Regions from separate parts of the Homo sapiens genome. Here region 2 is linked to region 1. A link is a contact called in ENCODE Hi-C data. All regions are on one chromosome and are shown on one strand. The core of a region is the stretch at or near the end of the contact, and the rest is flanking DNA. Distances in the headings are between cores, read along the strand shown.

Evidence for each region. Hi-C counts contacts between places; a loop is a spot of excess contacts on that map. Pooled maps may share reads with other maps.
Region 2: a loop to region 1 is called in a pooled map, with 3 times the contacts of the local background. The contact joins the promoter of DHRS13 here to the promoter of ABHD15 in region 1. A Hi-C loop is called at or near these places in 6 of 50 pooled maps.

What each region holds. Positions count from the first base shown.
Region 1 is chr17:29,565,779-29,569,870 of GRCh38, reverse strand. ABHD15 (abhydrolase domain containing 15) reads left to right here and starts at 2,834. Exons shown (of 2, transcript NM_198147.3): 1 at 2,834-3,785. The coding sequence starts at 2,905. TP53I13 (tumor protein p53 inducible protein 13) reads right to left here and starts at 1,170. Exons shown (of 7, transcript NM_138349.4): 1 at 1,041-1,170; 2 at 785-853; 3 at 512-553. The coding sequence starts at 1,112. RefSeq lists enhancers at 130-630, 1,714-1,763, 3,784-3,893 and silencers at 934-1,293, 2,294-2,553, 2,644-3,263.
Region 2 is chr17:28,901,373-28,905,467 of GRCh38, reverse strand. It overlaps DHRS13 (dehydrogenase/reductase 13), which reads left to right and starts at 2,389. Exons shown (of 5, transcript NM_144683.4): 1 at 2,389-2,650; 2 at 2,767-2,885; 3 at 3,852-3,975. The coding sequence starts at 2,524. PHF12 (PHD finger protein 12) reads left to right here. Exons shown (of 15, transcript NM_001033561.2): 15 at 1-218. RefSeq lists silencers at 2,167-2,796, 3,298-3,490.

The DNA.
Region 1 (4,092 bases), core at 1,585-4,084:
CTACCACGCAAGCTGAGCCCGCAGTGTGGAGCCTGGCAACTGGAGGCACACTCCTTGCACGATGCAGCTCTGTACTGTACACGGTGCTGGCACATACCCTCCCTCGCTGCTCACAGGTAGAGACAGAATTAATACCCTCTCCTACAGAAAGCTGGGGCCCACAAAGTCAGGAGACTTCCCGCTGTCTCCTCAGGGAGCTGGAGCCTGGGTTTTTTCCAGCTACTCTCAGAGAGAGTTCCACTCACAGCCACTTGTCCACAGAGCCAGCTACCCAACAGCATCCTGACACAGCATTGCAGATGACAGGCCTATGGCTCACTGTCTTTGAGCCATCTGTCCTGGGGCTGATCTGTCCTGGGCTTGGAGGTGGGGCAGAGAACTAGAACCCTGCCTCTGCCTGAGGGAAGTGGTAAGGAATGGGGCCGATCAGCAGAACAGGCAGCGAAGCCTGCTAGGAGCGCCTGTCTCCAGGCGTGGACACCAAGGGTGGTGGGCCCCTGCTTGTACTCACCTGCCCTGGGCTCACTCGTGTGTAGGTCACTCTTGGTGACACCTATACATGGGGAAAGAACAGAGCTTAGGGCAGTTGGGGGACTCCGTGTGTGTGTGGTGGGGAGGGGACGGCAGGCCCCAAGCGCCAGGCTGGGATGGAGAAGTTGGCTACTGAGGACTGAGGAACCGGCAGAGGTCCTCAGATGGTGACTGTGGAGGGTGCGGCGAGAACAGAGCGGGACTGGGCTAGCCTTTCACATCCCTCTCTCCCTGGGCCCTCCAGGGCTCCTACCTGCGGAGGCAGAGGCCACAGGCTCTCGGGACAATGGGCTCCCGCCTCCTCCGCCGGTCCAGCCATCACCTGTGGGTCCAAAGCGAAGAGTTGGGGCGCTGGACGCGGCGAGGCCCTGCCCTCTCTCTCCCCAGGCCCAGCCCGCCAGCGGAAGAACTCCGCGTCCCCCTCGGCGCGCCACTCCTTCCAGGACGAACTTTTGGCAAAGCGCTTTGAGCTCGCGGGCCGAGGCCTTCCCAGGAGCGGGTCACCTTACCTCGCTGGGACCCAGGAGCCTCGCGAGGGCTGCCAGGAGAAGCAGTTGGGGCGAAGGCGGAGGAGGCGCCATTCCAAGCGGCCCCGGGCCCGGCCCGCCGCCCAGCCGCTCCGCCAGCGAGGGAGCGCGCGCGCCCCGCCCCTCCAGCCCCAGCGCCCCCGCGCCGCCCGCGCCGCCCGCGCGTCCGTTGGCCCTGGGCTCGCGCGCGCCCCTCCCCAGACAGTGGGCCCCCGGTATCGCCCCGCCCCAATGCCCGCCCACAGCAGCGGAGTGTGCGCGCACGCGTCTTAAACCCGAAGCCGGAAAAGTTAAGTGTAGGAACCGGGTCAGCGCGCAAGGCTCAGTAGGGCAGGCGGGGGGCCCCTTTCCTCGTCCGGGGATTCGTCTCAGCAGGTCCCTGCAGTCTGTAGAGCAGCTGCACAGCTGCAGCGCCTGGATGAGATCGTGGAGCGGAGTGTAAGGCCGGAAATGGAATCCCTGTGGACCGGGTGGCCCAGGCTGGGGAGACGGGTACACTCCCCTGGCAAACCCGCTTCAGATTTGTCGGTGTGACCTGCAATGAGAAGAGGGGCAGAATCATGAAGTCAGGAAGAGCTGCTGAAGGGAGAGGGTCCCACCTCTGGAGCTTCGCCGTCGGCCCACCCCGCTCCCGCCCTCGCAAATAGGGTCCAACGCGGAGGAGCCTCGGGAGGTGTCTCCGCTCCCCAAACTCTCCAAACCCAGAAGCCCCGGGAGGCCGGAGCTAGCCGAGAGGCTGCTGTCTTCCCCACCTCCGCCGTCGCCCAGCGGTGGCAGGCGCGCGTCTAGAAAGAGATTGGTCGCCGCGAGATGGGGACGCCACAGGCCTCACCCCCAGGAGGTGCGCTGGCCGGCCCGCCCCGCAGCGGGGCGCTGGTTCTGGTTCCCTCTCCAGGATTTGGGGGGGAAACGTGGGTAGAGAGCGAGGGTCGAGATGCCTATCCCAAAGCTTGGAAACAGCGAGAACGTGTTATTTCCGTGGTCTCCCATGCACCCCGGTTTACGAGGCGTTCCTTGTAGGTCGGACGGGCATCCCTGTCGCAGGGCGCCTGAGTGTGTCCTTTTCTCCGACTGACTCTCGGAGGCTTGGGGCTGCTGTTTCTGGGGAAGCCACTCCCGGGCTGAGGATTTCCTTGATGTGGAGCCCCGAGCTCGCGGGGACGGGGGCGAGGAGTCCACGGGACCCGCACTGATGCAGGCGGGGAAGCAGCAGCCTCCCGCCAGCGGCTCAAGACGCCGCGCTCGACCTCTCTAGCCCAGTGCCGGACCCCGCCCAGCCAAGTTATTGCGGGGTTGCGGGGCCGGGCGGGGGAGAGCAGGGCCGCCCGAGGGCAGAGCGCGCGCGCGGCCGCCGCCCCACGGGGTCCCGGGAGCCGGCGCCCGGAGCTGCGACTTACTCACCTCTCCCTTCTGCTTCTTTTCATCGGCCTCTGAGGGCGCAGCGCCCAGGGTCTGGCGGAAGACCCTGATGACAGTCGGGTCCCCAAGCCTCGGCCTCCAGTCTCCCCACGTCTCCATGGCCAACACCGCTCTCCCCGGCTCGTGCCCTCCCCACTCCCTTCCGGCTGCCGGCGCGCCCTCCCTCCCTGGTGGCCCCGGCTCCTCTCACCCTCTGCTCCCACTTGTTGCAATTGCTGTACAAAGGGCCGGGGCGGGGGTGGGGGGCGGGCGAGGGCAGCCGGGCCCGAACTGGCTGCCTCTGCCCGGCCACGGCCAATCCAGAGCGCGCCCGCGCGGGAGGGCCCTGGGCAGCCGCCGCCGGCGGGCGGAGCCGCGGGCAAAGCGCGGAGCTCGCCGAGTAGACGGCCCCGCCGCCCGCTGCCCGCCGGGGCTCTCCAGCTTCGCCATGCCGCCGTGGGGCGCCGCCCTCGCGCTCATCTTGGCCGTGCTCGCCCTTCTCGGCCTGCTCGGCCCGCGGCTCCGGGGACCCTGGGGGCGCGCCGTCGGAGAGAGGACCCTGCCGGGGGCCCAAGACCGAGACGACGGGGAGGAGGCGGACGGCGGAGGCCCGGCGGACCAGTTCAGCGACGGGCGCGAGCCACTGCCGGGAGGGTGCAGCCTTGTTTGCAAGCCGTCGGCCCTGGCCCAGTGCCTGCTGCGCGCCCTGCGGCGCTCAGAGGCGCTGGAGGCCGGCCCGCGCTCCTGGTTCTCCGGGCCCCACCTGCAGACCCTCTGCCACTTCGTCCTGCCCGTAGCGCCTGGGCCTGAGCTGGCCCGGGAGTACCTGCAGTTGGCGGACGATGGGCTAGTGGCCCTGGACTGGGTGGTAGGACCTTGTGTTCGGGGCCGCCGGATCACCAGCGCCGGGGGCCTTCCTGCGGTGCTTCTGGTGATCCCCAATGCGTGGGGTCGCCTCACCCGCAACGTGCTCGGCCTTTGCTTGCTCGCCCTGGAGCGCGGCTACTACCCGGTCATCTTCCATCGCCGCGGCCACCACGGTTGCCCACTGGTCAGCCCCCGGCTGCAGCCTTTCGGGGACCCGTCCGACCTCAAGGAGGCGGTCACATACATCCGCTTCCGACACCCGGCGGCGCCGCTGTTCGCGGTGAGCGAAGGCTCGGGCTCGGCGCTGCTCCTGTCCTACCTGGGCGAGTGCGGCTCCTCCAGCTACGTGACAGGCGCCGCCTGCATCTCGCCCGTGCTGCGCTGCCGAGAGTGGTTCGAGGCCGGCCTGCCCTGGCCCTACGAGCGGGGCTTTCTGCTCCACCAGAAGATCGCCCTCAGCAGGTGGGTAACGGAGGCCGCAGACCAGCATGGAAAGAATAGAGGGCCTGAGCTGGCTAAGAATCAGAAACAGCTATGCATAGCATTGGAACAGGCGTGGGCCAGTTTGGGCAAAGTTCTCTGAACACATCTTCCAAAGCCTTCCAAACCCTGTAATCTAGACAGAACCGGGGAAGCGGGTTTAAAGGTCATCGATGGACTCAGCTAGTATCGCTGTGCTAGAGCAGGGACTCCTAACCCGGCCCCTTGCCTCATCTCGGCACCCCCTGCTGTATCCTAGCAATCTGAGCACCTGGCCCACGACAGCAGA
Region 2 (4,095 bases), core at 1,140-3,639, 660 kb after region 1:
TTCTCAAATTGTCTATTGTAGCAAAAATGTTTTTGTCGTAAACCTGTTTTGTCTCCTTTTTTTGTTCTCTTGCCACTTCTCTCCTCTTCCTCCTGCCCCTGGTTCCCTCCTCTCCTCCCACCCCCACAACCAGTACCAATGTACATAGTAATTGTAATGTTTTAGACTTTACAGAAACTTTCCTGTATTCTGTATATAAAAAACAAAAATACTTCAAATTGTTTTCTGACTGTCTGTCCTACCTGTCATCACCCTTAGAGGAGACCCTCCCCTAGATCTGGGTCTAGCAGGTGGGGGGCCTTTTGAACAGGTCTCATTCCCATAGGGAAGTTTGGTAGGGGAGGTGTTGGAGAAAAGTGAGCCAGGGTGGGTGGATGACAATGGAATGACATGGGTGCGTCTGCTGGCCCGGGGGGAGCTGTTTCTCCAGAGAACCCTGACTGATAGTGGAATCTAGTCTTGACCTGTCACTTCTAGTCATGTGATCTGCAGTCACACTTCTCTACAACTGCTATTCCTCATCAAAAAACGAGTCTGCTGCATTACCTTAATTCTCAAGTCCCGGGGACCTTCATTAAACCAAATTCCATGCTTTCCTCCCAGATCTTAGTGAAAAACTCTCCAGGAAGTTTTCCTGAGGTCAGCCTCCTCAGATGGAGAGCACCTCTGTGTATATTCCAGCACTGTTTGTGTAGGTGCATCTGCTTGTGTGTCAGGATTTTGCCTTAGGGATAGAAAATGAATATTCTACCCCCAGCCTCATCCCACAGCATCTACAATGGAAACCCGAATCCGCAGTGCAGCTAAATAGGAAACTGGCCCTGGAATCTGAGGTCTGTCCCTGACTTTCATCTGCCCATGCAGGCGTCATCACTCTGCTCCCGGTGCCCTAATGGGCTTTTTGAACTCCCTAAGGACAGAAACTTGTATATCTTCCACTCGGAATTTCCAAGTCTAACTACACTGCTGGGCACACCATAAGTGCCAAATACCAGGTTCTAAATTGTACTGAATGTATCAGGCAACGGCCTTCTGCCCTGGAATGGTCTTACCCATTTGTTCCTAGCCAGCCCCACCCTTCCTGCCATCATGGTCACTTGTAATTGAGTGATGGAGCTTCTCTGCCTGTCTCTTATCACCTATGAGAACCATTCCAAAGGCAAATTTCCTCCTGAAAGGCAATAACAGATTTTACTCTCTATCTCTTCCTGCTTCCCTTCAGCCATGGAAGGCACTAGTGGGGTTGAGGTAGGGAGATACAGAGGGGGAATGAAGGAGTGAATTCTGACACCCCTTAACTGCCTGTGCCACCTTTAACAGTGTCCTCTCTAGCCTGTGTGGGGAGAACACGGAAGAATCCTAGAAGCTGGGGGCTGGATGTGAAGATAAGAAAACGAAGGATTTGGCCCAGTGCAGAGGCTCACACCTGTAATCCCAGCACTTTGAGAGGCTGAGGCAGGTGGGTCACTTAAGGTCAGAAGTTTGAGACCAACCTGGCCAACATAGTGAAAACCCTTCTCTACTAAAATACAAAAATTAGCCGGGTGTGGTGTCACACACCTGTGATCCCAGCTACTCTGGATTCTGAGGCAGGAGAATTGCTTGAACCCGGGAAGCGGAGGTTGCAGTGAGCCGGGATCACGCCACTGCACTCCAGCCTGGGCAACGAGAGTGAAACTCCGTCTCAAAAGAAAGAAAGAAAGGAAAGAAGGAAGGAAGGGAGGGAGGGAAGGAAGGAAGGAAGGAAGGGAGGAAGGAAGGAAGGGAAGGAAGGAAGGAAGGAAGGAAGGAAGGAAAGGAAAGGAAGGAAAGGAGAAGGATTTGTGCAGAAGGGAAGGAAGGAGAAGGATTTGTTCTTAGAGGGAAAAGCATCTAGGACTAGACTCAAAGACACACGTGTATTCATGTACACACCTAACTTCAGAAGGGAGGGACTGTGCTACATACACCTCGAGTAAACATATGGAGATATGCAAGCACATGCACTGGCAGAGACTACAGATGCAGGCACATACCTGGAGGGACTCTGCCAGAATGCACACAAACACCTACAAGGTGCTTACAGGAGCTCACACACAGGATCCAGAGGCACGCACACAACCCAAAGGGTGATCCTCAGGGACATGGGCACATACACACCTAGAGATCATTCACATACAAGCGTTGCAGATGCATGCACATACCTAGCGTGCACTCACAGGGTGTACGTGGACACACACACCCAGGAGTTCACACAGGCACACACCTAGGGGGCGCTCCCAGGGCCCAAGCGCACACACTCACCTCAAAGGTGTCCACAGAGGCACACGCCCCCAGGACGCCGACGCACGCCTAGGGGGCGCTCGCAGGGCCGGCGCGCACCCGCACGCGCACACGCCCCTGCCCAGCCTCCTGCCCGCCTCCGCCTTCGGAGGCTGACGCGCCCGGGCGCCGTTCCAGGCCTGTGCAGGGCGGATCGGCAGCCGCCTGGCGGCGATCCAGGGCGGTGCGGGGCCTGGGCGGGAGCCGGGAGGCGCGGCCGGCATGGAGGCGCTGCTGCTGGGCGCGGGGTTGCTGCTGGGCGCTTACGTGCTTGTCTACTACAACCTGGTGAAGGCCCCGCCGTGCGGCGGCATGGGCAACCTGCGGGGCCGCACGGCCGTGGTCACGGGTGAGTGCGGAGGCGGGTGAGTGCGAGCTGGCGGGGCGCGCGGAGAGGAGGCCGGGCCGGCGGTAGCAGCGGCCCGCCGGGCTCAGCTCAGCTCGGCTCCCGCCCGCGGTCCGCAGGCGCCAACAGCGGCATCGGAAAGATGACGGCGCTGGAGCTGGCGCGCCGGGGAGCGCGCGTGGTGCTGGCCTGCCGCAGCCAGGAGCGCGGGGAGGCGGCTGCCTTCGACCTCCGCCAGGTGAGAGGCAGCGGGGGCGCGTGGGACGGTGAGCCGAGAACCCGCCGGGACACAGAGAAGCCAGCAAAGGGGCTGCGGAGGATCCGGGTCCAGGGAGGAGAGCGCGGCGCGGGCGGCTGAGCGCGAAGAGGGAGTGCACGGAGCGCTGGGGTCACCCGAGGAAGGCGCACCAGAGCCGAGTGGGGGAGGGGCTTCCTGAAGGCCGTAATTGCAGTTCTGAGACGTTTAAGCATCAGTAGAAGTTGGGTTAATGATCAGTAGGAAAGGGAACAGCAGAGGGCACAGCATAAGCAAAGGCTCTGAGGCAAAGAGAGCTGGACTGATCTGAAAAACTGAGAAAAAGATTTAATGAGGCTGGAGCACAAAGTATGAGGAAGATGGGCAAATGAGGGGGCTGGAGAACATTCTAGAGCCTATTGAGAAGCTTGGATTTTATAGATTGGGCAGCAGAGACCAGTGGAGACCATGAACAGCCCTCAGTAGGCTCCGGACTGTCAGAATAGCCTTTGGAAGGAACTCCTTTGTGGCTGCGTGGTGCCTGGAGTGGGGGGGCAAGAGCGGGAGAGAGGAGACCAGTGAGAAGTTACAGATTTTAGGGTAAATGGTAATGGGGAAAGGAGGTGATAATAATAATAGCAAGTACCTACCCAGTGCTGCTAGAGTGTATTTTACACGTTAACTCCTTTCATCCTCACAAAAGCTCAGTGAGATTGGGACTGTTGTTATTATTATTCCCTTTACGCAGTGAGAGAACTGAGACCCAGAGAGATTAAGTATCTTGCCCAAGGTCACACTTTAGTAAAAGGCAAAGTCAGGATTTGAATCCACACACTTATCTAGTACACTCTAAGACACAGGGGCAGATTTTAGTAAACAGTAGGAGATGGACTCTCAGAATTTGGTGCCTGGGGAGAGGGAAGAGGAGAGAGATGCCTGGTGACAAGCCCAGCCCTTGCCTCTCCACAGGAGAGTGGGAACAATGAGGTCATCTTCATGGCCTTGGACTTGGCCAGTCTGGCCTCGGTGCGGGCCTTTGCCACTGCCTTTCTGAGCTCTGAGCCACGGTTGGACATCCTCATCCACAATGCCGGTGAGGGGCAGCAGGCCCTGCGTGGGGGTGGGGTGGCGGGTGGCCAGGGGCAACTGCCCCCTCCAGCGGGGGCCCTGCTGGGGCCAGTGGACACATGGGAAGGATGCCCCCTTCTCCCAT